Linked DNA regions of Mus musculus: regions 1, 3 and 4 are each linked to region 2. Evidence: chromatin loops called from intact Hi-C (ENCODE). Cell type or tissue: heart. All regions are shown on one strand. Region 1 has its middle 14 kb from the start of Igbp1. Region 2 has its middle 33 kb from the start of Tmem28. Region 3 holds the start of Eda (ectodysplasin-A). Region 4 overlaps Eda (ectodysplasin-A).

Region 1 (5,000 bases), 630 kb after region 2:
CCAGAACAAAAAGAAGAAAAAAAAAAAACAAAAAAAAAAACAAAAACAAACAAAAACCTCTTTCTTCTAGACTTTTCCTGTGGCAGAAAAAAAAAAAAAAAGGTTAAGGGGGTTCTCTTCTCAGTCCATCCTCAGTGCCCGTGAAGTAGGACTTACTAGGCAAAAATGAGTATGAGGTAAAACACACATGTTAAGTTCTGAGTTCTTCAATAACTACCCTAATAATCTTAAGCAAATTCTGTGACTTCCCCGCACCTCAGTTCCCTCCTGTGCAAAATACAGATAGATACCAAGACCCATCTCACGGGGTTGCTATGAAGAATCAGCACAAATACTTGTAAAACATTTAATATAAAACAAAATGAATTAATTAATTCATATGCATCTGGGATCGTTGTCCCTTTCTCATCCCCTGAAAATTCCCACATTTTCACCCCAGACTAGGTTAGAAGGAAAATTGCAGAGCCAAGACAGCCTTGAGGTACAAAGGCAGACTTTCTACTGCAGCCTGTGAGGTTCAAGATAGCGAGGCCGAGAGCAGGTGGAGCATTGGTTGCCCCCCTTCCTCCTGTGTACACAAGAGACTATGAATGTATGTCTTGGGCATTTTTCATTACATTTATTAAGTACAGGGATGTCCTTGTGCCATAGAGCACATGTGGAGGTCAGAAGACAACTCGTGTGAGTTCTTTCTACCATGTGGGTTCCAGGAATGTAACTCAAGCTTACAGAGCAAGTGCATTTATCTGCTGAGCCATCTCACCTATCCTGCCTTAGGTACTTTTAAAGAGGCCCATGCCAGGGAAGAAAGTGTTGGTATTGGAAAAGAAAAAAAAAAGTAAAGAGCAACATTCTCCCACCCACTCCTGGTGTGGAATACAAGAATGATGTGGTATGAGAATAAAGACCTTTGAAAGTACAAAGAAAGTGGACAGAGGAAAAGTGCTGGGCTCATATCCTGGGGAATTAAAAAAAAAAGAACAAACTGGATGCCTCCTCTGGCTGGCCTGCAAGTTCTCTCAGTCCTTGAAGACTATTATAAGGACCCAGATGTAGCTGTCTCTTGTGAGACTATGTCGGGGCCTAGCAAACACAGAAGTGGATGCTCACAGTCAGCTAATGGATGGATCACAGGGCTCCCAATGGAGGAGCTAGAGAAAGTAGCCAAGGAGCTAAAGGGATCTGCAACCCTATAGGTGGAACAACATTATGAACTAACCAGTACCCTGGAGCTCTTGACTCTAGCTGCATATGTATCAAAAGATGGCCTAGTCGGCCATCACTGGAAAGAGAGGCCCATTGGACTTGCAAACTTTATATGCCCCAGTACAGGGGAACGCCAGGGCCAAAAAGGGGGAGTGGGTGGGAGAGGAGTGGGGGTGGGTGGGTATGGGGGACTTTTGGTATAGCATTGGAAGTGTAAATGAAGAAAATACCTAATAAAAAATGGAAAAAAAAGAAAAAAAGAAAATCTCTCCATCGGAAAGGAAACACAAGCTCTATGTAAAAAGTTGAGTCTCTCATAACAGTTAATCCATGAAAATAGTAGTCACTCGGCCCTTATATCATGGCATTCTGGCTCAGAGACACAAGGGTGTCAGAGGATAAGGGACCAGACTGAAGCCAGGGCAGGCCTAGACATGAGGTCTCTCCCCCAACTTCCATCAACTTCCATTAATTAGTGTTAGGCCTTATGGGCAGCAGGAGAGTCCCAACTCTCATTCTGATTTTAAAACTCCACACTTCACCATGACTCTACTTTCTCATCTGGCTCTAGCTTTTTCTCTATTTCTCAGGTGAGCTTTTGGGAAAGCTTAGTTATTGATCTTATCCTCTGGTAAAAGAACATAAACATAAACAAACAAACAAAGCGATGCATAAACTTTAGCCCTTCATCTCCAGTCTCTGTAAGTGTTCTTCTAAGCTCAGCACATCTTTCCCCAGCCTCCAGCTTACGCCTTCCAAGGCAACTGGACTTGTAAGCCATCTGGAGCAATCACTGTCTTTCCTGCTTAACACTTGAGAATTCTCCACCATAGCTTGGTCAATTTTGGTCTCTTTCACCTACCCCATGAGGCCCTTTACAGTCTGGCTCCTACACATCTGTCTGGCTTTACTTTTGGTCATTCCTACATTTCAGTCATGCTAATTATTTACTTACTAAAAGGACTGTTAGCAGCTAGAGTTTCATACCTCTATTTGCATATTCCATGTTTCCTTTGCAGAATGCTCTTTCCACATTGACTAGCTGGCACATCTGACCTACCTTGCAAGTTGCAGCTGAAAGGTAATGTGTTTGGGGATGGAATTCTTGCGTCTCTCATCTTTTCTGGGCTTCTCCCTTCTAGTCATCTTACTGGCGCCACATACTTATTCCCTGGCCAGTCCCTACCATGTCTCGTCATGTTTATTCTCATCCCTTCTCCAGGTTTTCTTTAATTGGACTTTATTCTATGCCAGGCATTCTGCCAATGTTGAATCGTCATGCCTACTCTGTGAATGTGGTGCCATGATTACCCCCATTTTGCAGCTAAGAAAACCAAGGCTTGAAGATCTATGTTAGCTGGTTAACTTCAACCAGAACACAAGGCTAATAAGTGCTGTGGTGTAGAACCTAAGGCTCAGCCATGGTGATGAAATGCACCATCTTTACTCATGTGAGGACACATCAACTCTCAGAGGGGTTTGCTGAAGTTAAGAAGTAGAAGTCAAATCTCTTTAGGGCCATTTATCTTATTGTCCTAGAGGCTGTAGATAATTACTTTGGAATCGCCACAATGGGCAGGGTCTTCCATCTGAACTTGAGAGAGCAGTGGAACAGGAAAGAAATTGGAACCTTTCTAAAGAAGAAAAAAAATAACTTCAGATATTGATGCTACTATCTAAGTTAGGAGTTTGCACAAAATCAGTGAGCTCTTAGGATAAGGAGGTTAAAAAAACAACCAACAAGAAAGAGACAAGCAGAAAACAAAAACAAACAAATAACAGTTCTGGGCAGGACTGACTGGTGCTGGGTGAAGGGTTGGCTTAGGGGCGGGGCAATGGGTGGAGGTTCAGAAGTTCAGGCTCCAACTGCCATCTGGTGGTCAGCCATAGGAGAAGCAAATGAGTGAGTCCAAGGTTACATGCTTAAGACACAAGGCAAGTAAAACAGGCTGGGGCTCACACGATATTTATTCTTTCGCTTATGCCTGCATCCACCTGTCCATTTATTTCATTTCTTCATGCAACAGACTTGCTTTACAATAGACACAGTCTGAAAAACTAAGACTACAGCAGAGAGCCAAACTAAGAAAAAAAGCCTCTTCTCACTGAGCACACAGCGTGCAGGTTGGGAGACAGACAAGAACAAGTGAGCAGAGATTGGTGGTATTCGATAATAAAGTGTGTGTTGAGAAATAGGTAACGTATATATTAGATGATGCTGTGTTCGTTTGTGAATGCTAGAAAGAAAGAAAAACAAGAAAGTGAGAGGCAAAATAATCCTCTCTGTTTTAAATAAAGCTGTGTTTGAAGTAAAAGAAACAAAAACACAAACAAGACTAGTGGGAGGTAAAGGAGGCAGCCATGATGACGCCTGCAGGAAGCTGGTTCTGGGCAAGAAAACAGCCTAGGAAAGATGGGGAGGGAGGGGAAGTACAGCGTGACTGAAGAGCAATTGGGAAGCCCCTGTGACTGGAGCAGAGTGAACACAATGAAAGCAAAGCAACGGGCTAGGAAAGGACCCCCAGTGAAGTAGGCAGAGGCAAGATCATGTGGGATTCTGGAGGCCCATTCCACATACTGAATGAATGAGGCAGGAAGCTCTGAAGGGTAGTTCACTCAGCATCTAGCAATGAACACAGGGCACTCTGTCTCAGGAGACTATGTTCTTTAGTACTGGTAGGAATTACATACGCAGGTAAAATACAGAAGAGAATGCAGAATTAGACCACAAATTTGTCTAATTGATTTTTGTCTTCTACAAAAAAAAAAAAAAAAAAATTCGATGAAGGATAGTCTCCCTCCTCTCCTCCCTCCCCAAAAAAGCCAAAACAAAAATCAAGAGCAGTTGCTTCTCTTTTTGAGGACCCAAGTTTGGTTCCCAACAGCGACACAAGGTGACTCATAAGGACCTGTAAACCTAGCTCCGCACATCAATAGCACCATCTTCGGACCTTTAAAAATACCCGGCCGGACACATGTGGCACACACACACACTGAAATACTCATACACACACACATTGCACATGTATAAAAATGAATGAATACATTTTAATACAAATTTACAGGAAAAAGTTTTGAGACCTAGGGCAAGGCTTTAGGGGACATCAAAATCACAATCCATAAAAGAAAAACTTGCTATCAGAATTCGTCAAAATTTTAAAAAAGGTTTTTTTTGGACAAAGTGGCTCATACCCCTGGTCCCAACACTCAGGGGACTGAGACAAATAGATCTCTGAGTTTGAGGACAACCTGGCCCACAGAGCAATTTCTAGGCCTGCCAGAGCTACATAGTCAGATCTTGTCTCAAAAAAAAAATAAATAAATAAACACACTTTTTTGTTCAAGTAAAGACATGTTTTGTTTAAACAAAACCATGCAGAAGCATGGCACCTTTATTCCTTCTTTAAAGGTTTATTTATTCATATATTTTATGCATATGAGTGTTCTGTCTTCAGACAAATCAGAAGAAAGCAGATCCCATTACAGATGATTGTGGGCCATCATGTGGTTGCTGGGAATTGAGCCCAAGACCTCTGGAAGAGCAGTCAGTGCTCTTAACCTCTGAGCCATCTCTCCAGCCCCCAGCAGCTTTGTTCTTAATACCTTAAATCTGGAAACAACCAATATGTCTTTCATTAGGTCACTGGGTCAATAAACTAAGGTATATCCACCACTGAATGGTACCCAGCAATAAAAAGGAAACAAGCTATTGGTGCATTTAACAATTTGGATAAATCCCAAAGCACTGTGCTGATGGGGCAAAAGCCAGTTGCAAAGGGTCACATACTACGTAA
Region 2 (5,000 bases):
ACACTTTCCCTCTGGTCAGTGCAACTACAGCCAGCCTCCATCTCTTAGCACAGGATGAAGTGGGGAGGACTTTGGTGGCCTGAAGCCCTGGTCTTGCATTACAATCACCTGGAGAGTATTAGAACAGGTCCCCGCCAGCCAAAAGTCTAATCGAATTAGTGTGGGATGAGGAGGGTCCCAGTTTCAGCTTTGTTTAACAAACCCCACAAGTGGTTCTTCTGTGCAGCCAGTCCTAGCAATCACCAGTGACGAGAAGACTGCAGCTACATGAAGTCCTTGTTATTCCAGGATAAGTGGTGCTAGAAACGGGCTTCATTGTATAACAGAGCTAGAGAAAAGGGAAAGTCTTCATTTGCTTTAACCTGGGGAATGAACATGTTGGAAATATTTTAATTTCTATTTTAAAATGTGTAAATAATTGGAACTATGCAGCAATTCTTAAAATGATCAACAATAACAAAAAAAATGACTCAAACGTTGCAGGATAATGTAATTTTCCAGACCAAGTGCATGAGAATACAATGTTGGCTTTTGCAGCACAGTCATAGGCAAGGTTCTGTTTGTTTAAAATTCAAGAGCTTCCTCAATTATCCCAAGGACCTCTTCTGATCCTATGAGAGTTGAGTTGTTCTCTTTGAAACCTTGATCCTGTCATTACCCAGGTCAGTTTGCCAGTTGTAACTGGCCTATCTCTGCCAAATCCCCATTTAGTATGGCTTCTGTGTGACATTAGAGATGATCTCCACTATCACTTCCATTGACTTCGTGAAATCTTGAATTGTTTTTTAAGACTTGCAATTTCACCCCGAGATTCACTTGCATTGTGCTGTAATACTATAGCAATGAATGAGAGGCTAAAAAGGATCATAGCAGAATGGATGTGGGTAAAGAACGGGGGCAAGTATGAAGAAGGGATGATTTGAGATTCAAAATGGTGAACATTTTATGCTATGATGATTTTGACTGTCTACCCAACATTATTCATAGAGTCCTTTTCCTCCATTTGGGGTTGATCTCTAAAACAAAAGGATGGGACTAGGTGTTAAATAGTTAAAGAACAACTCAAAATAACTTAAGTGAAGGCCTTGGGTCCAGTTGTTAGCACAGAAGACACAAGGATAAGGGAAGAAAATGGCAAAAGTCCATTACAGCAAAAGGCTCAGAGTTCTTTCCCACTGCCATTATGTCCTGTCACATGCACTGTGGTGGCCACACAGAAATCTATTCACTTAGTACTGAATGTTCATGAGGATAACTGCCTTGGAGCATAGGATGAGTGTCACCAGGTTACTCCAACATGGCATCTGCTCTCAAGAGCTCCTGCCTTGTATAGAGAGAAACCCCTAAAGAGAGATGTCTCAAAATGCATGTAGATTCTGAGAATGTCTTCCATGCCCATTGGTGTCACTGAGTCCAGGTCACTAGTGACTCTTAGACCAGAGGCAAAGATGTCGCACAGATGATCCATTCAAAAACTGGACCTGGTATCTGAACAGAGAAGTCCCCAAACACACACACACACACACACACACACACATACACACACACAAGTTAAGAAACATCTCAAAAATGTTCATCCTTCCTAGCAAATAGGAAAATGCAAATAAAGACAACTTAGAGATTTCATCTTACCCCACTCCACTCAGAATGACAAAGCCGAACAACATAACTAACAAAAAATTCTGGAAGAGGTATGGAGAAATACTCTTTGGGTCTCTGAGATGGTATCCTTCCTGTGGAACTCTTCTAAAGATTAAACCCATCTCATTTTCTCCTGCTAACAACTTCCCATAGTTTCACATCACACATAGAAAGCAATCGGAACTCTCCATGGCTCACCAAGCTCTCCACAAGCAGAAACAACTTGCCTTCTCTTCCCTTATCACTTTCCTCCCTTCCAGCCACCCCACCTATGCTGAACTTCTGTTTGCAGTTCCTCAGCCTCAAATGTCCTTCCTCAGATTTTTGCAAGGCTGACTCTTCATTATCAGGTTCCAGCTCACAAGTCAATTTCTCAGAGGGCTTCTCTTGACTACTCATTGTATAGTAGAGCCCCTCTGGCCCCAATATTTTGGCATGTCACCCTGCTTTTTATACCATCTAGACTGCATGGAACTGTTTTAAATGATAAGTGGACACGGGACAATGGTTTTCACATCTGCTTTCTTGTTTGTTGTCTCTGCGTTTGAATGGAAGCTCTAAGACAGACCTTTTTATCATGCTTTTTGTTTTCTTTTTCTTTGTCATTTCTCTAGTGCTTTAGTCAACATCCACAGAGTGAATGAATGTGGAGGTGGTAAGTAGTTCATTTGGGTAAGAAAGAGTGGTTTAGGATGTACAGAGTGGGTGGCCAGGGATGAGCTTGAAAGATTGCCTAAGGTAAAAACATGAAAGGCCTTGAAGGTCAGTCAGAACAGGAAATCTAGGTTGGCTTCGCATCGCAGTCCTTTGGGAGCCATGGAAGATTGTTAAACTTCAGAAGACTTATTATCAGCTGACCTGAGGTAAGGTTCAAGTACAACCACGTTCTGGATGGATTGGTAGATGAAGTGAACGGAGAGTCTGGTTTTGAAAGCTAATCAACCACAGATTGCCCTGCGTTTGCCCAGGGTATCTTCCAGGTGTTTCCCTCAGGCTCTGCACCACCCAGCTTCCAGCTCTTCCGGGGCAACGGAAAAGCCCTAACTGCCTTTCCCGGATACCGGCCGCTGGGTGGCGCTGTGGCTCCTCCTACCCGGGCGGGAGGCGCCAGGGAGGCGGAGGCGCAGCCGCTGAACAAGGCCCAGGCGCGGGGGTCCGTTGCCGTCCGCCCTGCCGGCCTTCCCTCCTTGGCCTCTTTCTCCTTCCTGCTTTCCTCGCGTCTGGGCCATTTCCCGCCTTCATCCGCACCCAGGCCCTCAGTTGCCTGCTCCCCTCCGCCTCTGGCGGCCTTGGCTTCCCCACTACCCTGTCAAGCCAAACGCAGGCTGAGGCTGGGGCATGGGCGGGGCGCGGGAGGCTGGGCTGGAGAGCCGGCCTCTGAAGGCCGGGGCCTCCCGGAACCCTGCCATGAAATGCAGCTCAGCGCTCCAGAGTCTCAGCCACAGCTTGGGAGCCGGCCGCCCCGTCTAGCCAGGCTGGAATGAAAAGATGTACAGGGTTGCATGGGCAGCCTTTTGGTGCAGAAGGAAGAAAGCCATTAAGGGGCCAATTCACTGTTTGTGCTAATGGCCTGTCCTTCCCCCTGGCGATTAGAGCAAGAAGCCAGCCAGTTATCATCTGGGACTCCTTTGGTGCCTTCCTCTCCTCCACCACAAAGACCCAGATGGTGTCTGGGTGTCTGTCCCTGTCTCAGTTTCTCTCTATCTCTCTCTTTTCCTCTTCCCCTTCTCTGTTCCTCCCTTTCCCTCCTCCTCTTCCCTCTCGCTCTCCATTTACCCTGCCTCCTTCCTCTCATCCTCTCTCCCTCCCTCCTCTCTCCTACCGATCCATCATCATGCCTGCTATTTTGTCCCCAGATTTTCATTCTTCCCACACCTGCCTCCAGCCTCCTGCCCTTGCAGAAGAGACTCCCTGGCATGGGGCCAGGTGCCTTCTCATGCTTTGGTCTGACTTCCTGCTCCTGTAATGGTTCGCAATGGTTGGAGAAAGCAAAAGCTTTATATTCAAAGCCCTCCACACTTAGACCACACCATTTTGGCCGGTTGGCTTCAACTCTTATACTAAGAGGCTTCCTTTGGTGGGCTGCCATGACTAGGTCTAGACCAGTGGGAGACTCAGAGGGACTCTGAAGGGTTCCCGAGGCATCTGTCTGAGCAGTCTTCACTCAGGAGTACATTGTGACAGGACTGGAGACCGTATGCACAGCGCATGTGCCTGCCTTCCCAGAGACCCAGAGTCCATCTGTGTCCTCTGTGCCGCCCTTTTCTTGTCCCCCAGTTTCTGAAGTGCTCCACTCTGTCACCTTTACCCTCCAGTATCTTCCCCTTCTGACCTTCCCACTGCTTACTGGAGGTTGATTCTCAGCAAACATACATTGATCGTATCACAAAGTGCCTGGTGACATGCATGATCAAGTTTTTCCCACAATGCTGAGCCCCACTTTCAGCAAGCACCTTTTCTGGTTTTGTTATTCTTATGGAGCCTAATAGTTACAGGTTCTAAGACAACAGATAGTTCTTCATGAGGAAGATATATTCTCTCTCTCTCTCTCCCTCTCTCTCTCCCTCCCCCCTCTTCTCTCTCTCTCTCTCTCTCTCTCTCTCTCTCTCTCTCTCTCTCTCTCTCTCTCTGACTCTGTGTTTATTTAGCCTTGTTGAACTCACCACATAAACCTGTAAATTCATATGAAAAACCATAAATGTAGAGCCCTTGAGATAGCTCAGAAGCTAAAGGCACTTGCCACCAATCCTGGAGACCAGAGTTTGGTCAGGACCCACATAATTGAAGGTAAAACCTTCCACACACTCATTGTAGAATGTTTATGTTCATACAAGCACACACACACAAGTAAATAAATATAATAAAAATTTTAAAATTGAAGATGAACCTCAAAAATGACAAAGGGAGATTGCTGGCAAAGAAACACTTCTGGTAAATTTCAATATGCCCAAGCCCTTGAACTTTAGAGATCAGTGCCCGTGGTCAGATAGAGCCATTGATGATCAGTGCCCAGGGTCAGATAGAGCCATAGATGTGGCCTGGTGGATACAAAAGCTTAGAATCAAAGCTAGAGCTCTGAGAAAGATAATAATGGCAGAAGAAGAGAGCTTATCTTCCCTGGTTCCATTTCTGGGTAGCTTTCCCTGGGAAATGACATCTTCTTGTCTGTAAACAAGCCCCACTGCTAAGAATATCCTATTTGTAATGTTCCTGTGCATACAGTGTCCTGCTGATCCTCACAATAACCCTATGCAGGAGAGATTACTAGTTGGCCTTTACAGGTGAGAAAACTGAGACTGACAGACACCAAAAGATCCACCCACTCCAAACAAACAAGCCAACAAACCAGAGTCAGAACC
Region 3 (5,000 bases), 120 kb after region 2:
CGCCCCTTGAGGCATGGGGCGGGGTAGGTGAGGACCTCCTCCCTCATTCCCTCTCTGGCCGCGCCGCCCCTCTCGCCCGCCCCTCCTCCTCCCTTTCCCACCCCTCGGAGTGGAGCTGCACATGCGGCTGCTCCCTGTTCTGTCCCGCCCAGCCACCGTCGCTCAGGAACGGGTCCCTGCAGCCCCCAGCCGATGGCAGGACAGTAGTCGCCTGTCAGGGGTCGTGAAGGACTGAGGCAGAGGCAGAGGCTCCCGGGCCTCAGATAGTGGTTGTCTCTGGAGGCCATGGGCTACCCAGAGGTAGAGCGCAGGGAACCCCTGCCTGCGGCAGCGCCAAGGGAGCGGGGCAGCCAGGGCTGCGGCTGTCGCGGGGCCCCTGCTCGGGCGGGCGAAGGGAACAGCTGCCGGCTCTTCCTGGGTTTCTTTGGCCTCTCGCTGGCCCTCCACCTGCTGACGCTGTGCTGCTACCTAGAGTTGCGGTCCGAATTGCGGCGGGAACGGGGAACCGAGTCCCGCCTCGGTGGCCCGGGTGCTCCTGGCACCTCTGGCACCCTAAGCAGCCCTGGGAGCCTCGACCCGGTGGGTCCCATCACCCGCCACCTGGGGCAGCCGTCCTTTCAACAGCAGCCTTTGGAACCGGGAGAAGATCCACTCCCCCCTGACTCCCAGGACCGGCACCAGGTGAGTCACCTAGGAGGGGCGGCGGCCTTGGAGGCCCCCTCCCCTGCTCGGTTGGGCGGGGGCCTGGGCCTCAGGGCTCAGGGGACTCTGCCACTCAGAGCCAAGTTCCAGGGCAGGAGCTGGGAGTGGGCCGGAGTGCTGGGGAGAGGTTGTCCAGGTCAGGTTGTTCTCGGTTCCTGCCTTGGCTCATCCAGACCCTCTCCGGTCCCGTGGAGTTGGAAAGCCCAGCCTGCACGCGCCGCCCCCGGGGAGGTGTGGGCTGCTTAGCGAAAAGTTGGCCTGCCTTGCACCCATCCGGGCGCGGAGGTGCCTGCGCCGCCCCCGTGGCCGTCTAACGGCGAGCAGCTTGGCCCCTCGTGCCCCCTGGTGAGTTTCTCTGCCCGTGGTGCTTGTTTCTTCGTGTCCCGAGCTGATGCCAGCACTAGCAGGCTCCTCTTTGGAGTTGGAGCTGTAAACAGCTGTACTAACTGTTCCACGCCCGTTGAAACAACTTTTAACCATACTTTCAGCGCTGGATTCTTGTGCGCTGACCAGGACCTGAGCTTTTTTCACACTTACCTGCAACTTGAGACGGATTCTCTTCTGCGTTCTAGTTAGGATCAGCGCCCCTGAGGAATTCTGGTAGAAATATGCCGTCTTGCTAGACAACTTCTGAACAGCAATTTAAAAAATCTATGGAAATAAAACTCACCCTTTGCATGCCGGTTCTGACACTCTTGTAGATGGAGTTGGGTGCAGTGGGTGTGAAGAGTTTTCATTATTGCTGCCTTTGGAACAGGAAGTTGGATTTTTGTTTTGTTTTGATAATCTTTAGAGGGTTTGTATCTCTTTTAGCAAACCATTATCGTAGTTGTTTTTCTTACTCGTTATTCCAGCAAATTTAGTGTACTTGATATTAAGTCTTCCTGTGGTTTCCATAGCTGTCTCACACTTGAATCTTAGGCAGAACATCCAAGAATCTTTTTGAGGTGGTTAAAGATTAATGGTGAATTTGTAACTTCTGGAGAAAACGACACTTTGTGTAAGTAAGCTACTTGAGGTGAGACATGGAAGCCTTCTGTACTTGGTGCTATACCCATAGTTATTGTCACAACTCTTTAAACATTATTTGTGTTGCTTTGACTTTCCAAGTTGTACACTTTAGAGGTGTCACATTCATAATAATACTCTAGTGTCAGAACACACACTTTCTCTTCTTTTCCTTTCTCTCTCTGTGTCTCTCTTCCTTCCTTTCTTTCTTAACAATGTGCTTTGTAAAATTGCTTCAGACCTAAAATGTCTTTCAAAGACACTCAAATTTATATAACTGCGTATCAAAGAAGAGAATCAGTAGACGGGCTTCTCATACTTGAAATTTTAAACACCGGGGCTAAATGACAATGAATTAGGACTCTGGGTCTTTTATTTACTACCCCCCTCCAGGATCCTAGTAGAGGTACTTAGCAGCTGCACCTTGATATTCTCTCTCTCTCTCTCTCTCTCTCTCTCTCTCTCTCTCTGTATGTACACACACACACACACACACACACACACACACACACTCACTCAAAAGAAATCAGGAAATTACTCAAATGGTGGTCAAGGATTTTTGGCAATCAGGATGGACAGAGCGCTGGTTAGAGATTGTGGGACAGCAGTATACTAGAGCTTCTGTGATGGCATGGGACTCTCACAGCTTTGCAATGGCCTTTAGTTGCTTACATCAGATGTAGCAAAAATACTTATGTGTTTCAGCACAGCTTCTTATCTGCTATCCTTTAGTCTATTTTAGTCTATGGGGCAGTCAAAGCAATGATACCAGTTCTTTACATTCATTAGCATTAATTGGAATTTATGTTTTCCAGATTTGTAAGGTACCTCCTGAATCTATTTTATTGATTCCTTTGGAGAACATACAGGCCTCAAGGGAGAAGTAAGTGGCCCAAGATATCCTAGCTTGAGTCAAAACTAGGATGAAGGTGCTCTGCCATCCTCCAGTTTAGTACACAGTCCTCCATAATATAGTGTCTACTGAGAAACTTTGTTTTTGAGGGGGGCGATGAAGGGACAACAGGTTGAAACTCCATAGTAGGCTTTTTACAAAATGAGAGGCTCAGATCTGTGTCACTTTGTTCTGCTCTAACTAATTTTGACCAGACTAAGTTTAATCACATATTCCTTATTCATCTTGAATTTCACTTTCAGGAGAATTTTAGCCCACTGAAGACATTTTATCCCAGATTCAACTAATTTGTTTTGGTGATATTAGCCTTAGCATATACACAAACAAACAAACAAATATATAAATGAATGAGTAAATAAATAAAGGAAAAGTTGATTGGCTAATTGATTTACATTGCTGTGCTATATCTTGGGTAACATTTCTAGTGCCCTGCTGCACCCTCTGCTGGTTTTTCGGTGACATTTAATCGTAGGTAGTATCTGCTGACAGTCAAAATTCTAAGTTGTGCTGACAGATTCTGATTCATAAATAAGGAAGTGAATAACCTTGTGGGACTTGGCCATGTAGGTCTTATTTTATATTTTAGTTTTTCAACATAAGCAGATGTTGTTACAGCAAACCTTGTATGCAGAGGACTAGAAACAAAGCCAGCATCTTCCAGTGGGTACTATACTTGGGTTTCCTACCAACATATTTAGAAAGAGTAAAGGGAAACTGATGCAACTAAACTGTGGTGAGCCCAACAATCAGTGGCTTTTCATTATGAGTGGTCAGACATGTATTTAGGCAAGGAAAAAGGTATTCATACTTATGAGATGGTTGGACTGTGGGCTCTTAATCATGACTCAAGGAAAGACTCCAGAAGTCATTGAAGGTTTGTCTGTACCATACTGGAATTAAACAAACAAACAAACAAACAAACAAACAAAGCAGGATATGGAAAGAATTCAGGACACAAAGTAGGAATATAAGCAATTCTCTGCAAGGGAGATTTTGGAAAGGTAGGGACATGGTTTCATAAAAACTGAGAGGTTGACATTAGCGTTTCTGGAATCAGGGGCTGTCTCCCTCAGCTGAAGGAGTAGCTGCATATGGATACTTAGTGAAGATAAGTTTGATGGCTAGAGATGCACCAGTAGTGTCTGATTTTGACAACAAATAATTCAAAACATTGAAAATCACTGGATAACACTGTAGAGAAGAAGGTCTGGTCATGATTATGTCTCTCAAATGTCAAAAACATGGCGGAAAAATCTCAGCAACGTGTCAACAACAAAACAAACCTTTTTTTTCCATGAAGAAGATCAGATGTGATTTTTTCCCTACAATCAGAAAGAAAATTCTGATGACTGTTACTAAAAAAAAAAAAAAAATCTTATAGCCAATTGATAAGTCTCCAGAAACCCAATTGAATTGATCAAAAGTGGGGATTTTCTAGTTGTCATTTTTCCAATCTGGAGAACTAGAGAGAAGTGGGGGAGGGAGGGGGGGAGGATCAAAGATCAGAGTCTTCCAAATCAGGAGAGAGATGAGTAACATTGTTGGTATAATTTAATAATCTAAGCTCAATAAATAAAAATTTCTCTGTGGCAGATACAGTGTTAAGTATCAGATGCTGGAGAGATGGCTCAGAGGTTAAGATCACTGGTTGCTCTTCCAGAGGACCTGGGTTCAATTCCCAGCACCCACATGGCAGCTCAGAACTTCCTACAACTCCAGTTCCAGGGGATCTAACAACATCACACAGACAAGTATTAGATGTCTTTTAATGTTGGTAAAAGTTCTGTTGAGAGAGATAGAGGTGGTATCTCATCAACTAAACTACAAGCAGATCAATAGGAATTTATTCAGGACTGTTTGAGATATTTGAGATATTTTCTTAATTATTTGAGGTGATATCATAGAAGACAGCTTTAATGATCAACATAAATCTTTGGGTATAACTAGCTCTGTTATTAGAATACCAAGTTTTGATACTCCTAATAACTAAGAATCATTCTGGGTGATTCATGGCGAACATAAGCGATCCCACAAATTGTGTATATGGAATCTAGATAAAAATAGGCTTTCATGAGTTTAAATGCAGACTTTACAGTGTCTTATTTAAGTCTTCTGAAGAATGGCTATCATAATATCACTCTCATTTTTATTCCCACTAATTTTACTCCTGGAAGTCGCCAACCATATTCTCTTTGGGAATTATTCTGTCGTTGTTACTGAGGTTCATCTTAATAATCTCCTTTCTTTACCTTAAAGCTCCTCAGAAATCTACTTTCTTCATGATTCCCAACATATCACTAGTTATAGCTAGGTAGAAATATAGTTGTTGAATTAAATTATTTTGGGACTTAGGTAACGTTTATATAAAACAAAGCCA
Region 4 (5,000 bases), 540 kb after region 2:
AGATATAGATTTGGCTTACTCTGATTTCCAGCATAGAGTACCACATGACATTTGCATGGAAATAGTTTGTGGGAGGAATGTTGGGGACTGGACAAAATGACAACCCTATTATAATGTCTTTCCATGTACTTTGAGACTCCTTGCCTAGTGGTGTAGAAATAGCCCCTTCTAGTCGAGTGGTTAGAAATGTATGAATCACTCAAGCTGTGTCTAACAAAACCAGACACCAAGACCACCCTGTCCCTAAGCCAAATGTGTCTCACACTAGACCCTTAAATAACCATGCTGCTCGTTTAAATGCCATTCCATCCCTTTGCCTTTTTCTCCTAGCGCCCAGTGGGGCATGCAACAGGTATAGCTGCAGATCCAATCCTACCTAATTAGAGTTGACAGGAGGAAGACGGCCTGAACTCATGCTACTTGTTACATTTTTCTCCTGCTCCCCTCCTCTATCTTGAGGTTTTCTTAAACTTAATTTCCCCAGGTCTAAGAATTCAGCAGCAGGATTCAGATTCTTTCACTTGTAATTCAAACAGGCTCAGCAGTGTTACCATGGCCACAAGAGATAAAAGTTTTTTTTTAAACCCAATCATTCCACAAATATTAATTGAACAATTTCTGTGTACAAAGAGATACATTGCTAAGTGGTCCCTGTTCTCATAGAGTTTATTTCCTAGAGTCAAAGAGACACACTTAAAGAAACAAGATCTTTATAAATGACAGTGGCTCTTGTGAAATCAGTAAGAAGAGAACAAAGAGCTAGAAAAGCAAGTGCCATTGTTTTAAGGACATACAATGACACACATAGCCTCTCTTTCCTCTCTGTGGGTGCTCAATGGGGCTTGCCTTGAGCCAATATTGGCCAGAGGCCAACTTCCCTGCTGGGATCTAGACCCTCTGAAGAAGATGGTCGGTAGGGACAGGAATGGGAAGGAGGGGATACTCTCTCCCATCAACAGCCCCATGTTGTACTATGACTCCCTCCAGCTGTAAGGCCTGGAGAAGGAAATTCCTACAGGGCTGGCTGTGGAATCCAGGCTCTGGAGCCCTGGCTGCTGAAATGGGAAAGGGAAGTAGAAAAGAGCACAGCACTCTGACTGCCCCATCCTATTTTGCAGGTGCTGCTGATAAAACTGGAACTCGGGAAAATCAGGTTGGCTGGGGATTACTGTCTTCCTGGGGAGGAGGGATGGCCTCAGGCTTGGGGTCACCTTGAAGTCCTTTGCCTATGAGATTCCCAGAGGCTTTATTTGATGTCGTACTGGAGGGTCTGAGGTTTTCACGGGCAGCCGTTGCCGATACCTATGAATTGGAAAGGTTCGCCCTAAGGATGTGCTTTTAGCTAAAGGAACACAAGTCTTGCCTGGACCATTTTACTCATTTCGTGAGTGACAGAGGGTCATGGCAGCCAGATCCAATAGTCCATAGAAATAACCTGCCTGTCAGGCATATGTGTGTGTGTGTGTGTGTGTGTGTGTGTGTGTGTGTGTGTGTGTGTGTGCATGTGTATATATACCTAGGCCTCTGACTTCCAAGCCACCTCAGATGCCTGAAGCTGCCTAGAATCTGAAGCTGAGAGTTTGTGTGTCCATGAAAAGCAGCCAACTAGCTGTAGGCTGAGGCCAGCCTGGGCTTCCCCCTTAATGGCCTTATAGGTTCCTTCCTAGTCCTTGAGTTTTCCAATCTGTGTCTTTTGGCAGGTTCTACTGCCTAGCCTCCTTACCTTGCTCCTCCCAGCAACTAGCCTCACTACAGTTATTTGGTCACAATGATAAATCTACAGAGTTGCACAGGCCTTACGTTTTTGTAGGCAATTTTATATTCACTGCCTTATTAGATCTCACACTGTGAGAGTGACCAGCAGAGAGTCCTATAGTTCCCGCTTTACAGTTGGGGGAGGTAAAGCTCAGCAGCCTCCCACTTGGCTGAGGTCGGAGTGAAGACGTAGAGCTCTTACTATGTTTTAGGAGAAATAGAGCTAGGGATAGCTCAAGACAGAGGGAGGGGGCCAGAAATGGGCTACAAAGTCTAGAAGCCAGAGGTAAAAACACAGGACTGCATGACACGGCAAGCAGTCATTATAGTGACTCTCTTCTTCTCATCTTCTCAGCCAGCTGTGGTGCATCTGCAGGGCCAAGGGTCAGCAATTCAAGTCAAAAATGGTAAGAATCAAAGTAGAATGTCTCCCTCCTAGGAGTTTCTCCCTTCCCTCATTCCCAGCCTCCAAATAATCAGCCAGCCTAACTCCTCCCTAGTCCCTGAATATCCTTGGCATAGAAGGGCATTTCCTACTCCGTCGTGCCCTCTACTGGTTGTCCGAAGTAACTGCTTGCACCAAGACCAGATGCTACACCCAAATTGCGTTTAATTTTGCTTTTTGCAGTATAAGAGGGCAAACCCGGGGCCTCGTGAATGCTAACCAAACATACTACCTTTGAACTACATCCTCAGCCCCTAAATTACATTTTGAATCCACTAATGCGGGATCTGAAAAGGACTTGGGAAACCATCTACCTAGACTGCTTTGATGTTTATATCAGCCACCATGGAAATATGTGTAATTTGATAAGCACTTTCACAGTGGAAACTAAGGAAGTTAGAACTATATTAAATAAATTATCTTGTCTGATTGCTCTATACAGAAAATGGCTGGAGAGAGTGCTTCTCCCAGAGAGGGGACATGTTAGTGTCTAGGAAGTAAGAGACACTAATGTCTATCAAAAGCAAAAGCATGTTAACGGGGCTTAGAAATGCTGATTTTATGTTATACCCTCATTTATGAGATGGGGGGACAGAGTTCCAAAGAGACTAGAAATACCAAAGAAAACCATACTGTAGCCTTGTGTTTGCGTGGTGCTTTAGAATTCCCAAATGGTTTCTCTTTTTATTTAACCTTCACAACCACTCTATGAGGTAGGTGTTGCAATGCTCCTTTGTTTTGTTTTGTTTTGTTTTTTTTAACAGCAACAGAAACTAAAGCTCAGAGAACTTAATTTAAGTAGCCCAAGATTTTGTAGTGAAGTTAGGAGCTGAGATTCAAAACCATATCTTCCTAGCTCTCAGCGCTGTGCTATGCTGCTCCAGTGATGTGTGTGTACACTCCACTGAATGATTTGGTTCATTTTCTTCCCCCAAAGAGACATGAACATTCATTAAAGAACAGCGCTTTTAAATAATGTCCAGTCTCCAGGGTGCCCAAAGCCTAAAATGCATGAACCCCCAGGAGTCTTGGAAAGCAGCAAGCCAGCTAACATAGCAGCTACTTACAGAGCTTGGAGTGGAAGGGAGGGGCTGTGAGCAGACACTGTAAAGGAAGGTTACAAAACCTCTACTTGGGGACAGCTTCTAAGAGCACAGTCAGTCCTGAAGTGCCTGTGCTGAGTTCCTCTCACCATTGGGCTTAGCTACTCCCTTGACTGTCACTTGAATACCCAGCCTAATAGCCTCGCAAGTACAAGTCGGAGTAGAGGAAGAGGAAAACACTAGCAGCCCTGTGGGAGGCCAAGCACTGTAGGACCCAGGGTCTTAGGTGGGCGATCGTCACCATCCTTCCTGGAGGAATGTGGTCAGACAGAAAATAGATTTGTTTGGGTATCTAAGTGGTGGCCTTAGAGGTCATTCTATAGCAGAAGCTGTTCAAATTGCCCCCACTACCATAAAAGAGCAAGATAATTTCCAGTCCCTGCAGGCAAATTCCCAGTAGTAGTATCTGCTGACAGGCAGACAAGAGGAGCAAGGCCACAGTGAGAGGACACTAGGCAGAGCAGTCCACTGAAGTACTGGAGCCAGGACTTAGATGGCTTTCTTTTCTCCATGCATCAGAGAGGCAGACCTTCTGAGACTGACCAAGAATGGATGCTTACAACATAATGTTTTTGTGTGAAGAACAAATGGCTGAGAGAAAATGCCTCTGTGAACTTAGTTTGCCTCTTCTTATTGTAGGAAGGAGCAACTTTCTATCTGCAGGATGAGAGGAGAAATATACCTCCATCCTCTCATGCTTCTGTCCCCAGCGTCCCCAGCTGAATTAAGGATATAAAACAAAGGCTTTGCCAAGGCTGCCTCAACTCCTAGGCAATTCAGTCTCCTGAAACCTGGCAGGCTCTCCCCCAGCATTGTAAAGCTCACCCTCTCTGGGGCCTGGTTACCGGAGGTCACTATCCCCAGCTGCCATGGGGTCTGAGTGCCAGGGGAGCCTGATACTGAATTATCACCAACTAGTTCTCTAGACAGATGGATTGTTTGATTAAGTGGTTTCCTGGGGCCCTCGGAGGCTTCCCAGAAAGGAGTGGGTGTGGAGGAGCCATAAAGAAGAATCTATTAAGAAGAGACAAAAGCACAGGAACCTCTGAGACAAGAGAGGAATTCGGGTGATATTGCTAGCAAAGTGAAATTGAATACAAAGACTTAGCCTGCCACTCAGTGTCTGGACTTTGTCTGTGCAGTCACCATAACAACAAAGAAAATATGGTTCTGTGCCTACTCTCCTCTTTCACCATCGCCACCTCAGATTCCAACTAGAAGGTAAAGAGCTTTATTGATGGAACGGTCAAGAATGCAAGGACAAAGACTGATACGTAGGTCCATAGGTCCCCAGGCCAGCCTAGAAGCCACTTTACAAACAGTACACCTTTCCTGCTTCCAAATGTTCTTTTAAAATCTTGGCCCTTGAAACTTTTGTGGTCATTGGTATTAGATAGGGTTGATGGGGAGGGGGGTGGTTACTGTTGGTATTTATTTCTGTTGCCCGAATTATTTTGACATGTACTGAGTGACTGCCCTTCTCTCATACTGAGATCTTTCAGGTGGAGTGCTCAATGACTGGTCTCGCATCACTATGAACCCTAAGGTGTTTAAACTACATCCCCGCAGCGGGGAGCTGGAGGTACTGGTGGACGGCACCTACTTCATCTATAGTCAGGTAGAAGTGAGTACGGTCTTAGGCCTAACTCTTCTTATATCCAGGGTGCAGATATGGTGCAGGCCACCTAGGGGCACTG

What was found. Hi-C counts contacts between places; a loop is a spot of excess contacts. Peaks named below come from ENCODE experiments on the same cell type or tissue, not always from the same donor. Only the 100,000 strongest peaks of a DNase experiment are listed, where the experiment ranks them.
Region 1: it touches region 2 in a loop (11-fold over the local background); 10 of 42 quality-filtered maps call a loop at or near these places.
Region 3: it touches region 2 in a loop (11-fold over the local background); 14 of 42 quality-filtered maps call a loop at or near these places.
Region 4: it touches region 2 in a loop (12-fold over the local background); 10 of 42 quality-filtered maps call a loop at or near these places.

The regions. Positions count from the first base shown.
Region 1 is chrX:100,477,458-100,482,457 of GRCm38, forward strand. It overlaps a transcript of Awat2 not described here. Among named protein-coding and RNA genes, the nearest start is that of Igbp1, 14 kb to the right of the region's middle. In heart, a CTCF peak has its summit at 3,093 (motif pointing left); a DNase peak (open chromatin) is centred at 3,064.
Region 2 is chrX:99,850,632-99,855,631 of GRCm38, forward strand. No RefSeq gene overlaps it. Among named protein-coding and RNA genes, the nearest start is that of Tmem28, 33 kb to the left of the region's middle. In heart, a CTCF peak has its summit at 2,708 (motif pointing right); a DNase peak (open chromatin) is centred at 2,960; H3K4me3 peaks cover 679 bases; H3K27ac peaks cover 700 bases; H3K27me3 peaks cover 1,314 bases.
Region 3 is chrX:99,975,496-99,980,495 of GRCm38, forward strand. Eda (ectodysplasin-A) reads left to right here and starts at 111. Exons shown (of 8, transcript NM_001177937.1): 1 at 111-681. The coding sequence starts at 286. In heart, a CTCF peak has its summit at 3,042 (motif pointing left); no DNase peak of the experiment used is centred here; H3K4me3 peaks cover 1,383 bases; H3K27ac peaks cover 383 bases.
Region 4 is chrX:100,390,223-100,395,222 of GRCm38, forward strand. Eda (ectodysplasin-A) reads left to right here. Exons shown (of 8, transcript NM_001177937.1): 5 at 1,119-1,153; 6 at 2,111-2,162; 7 at 4,797-4,921. Among named protein-coding and RNA genes, the nearest start is that of Mir676, 12 kb to the left of the region's middle. In heart, CTCF peaks have their summits at 2,310 (motif pointing left) and 4,991; no DNase peak of the experiment used is centred here.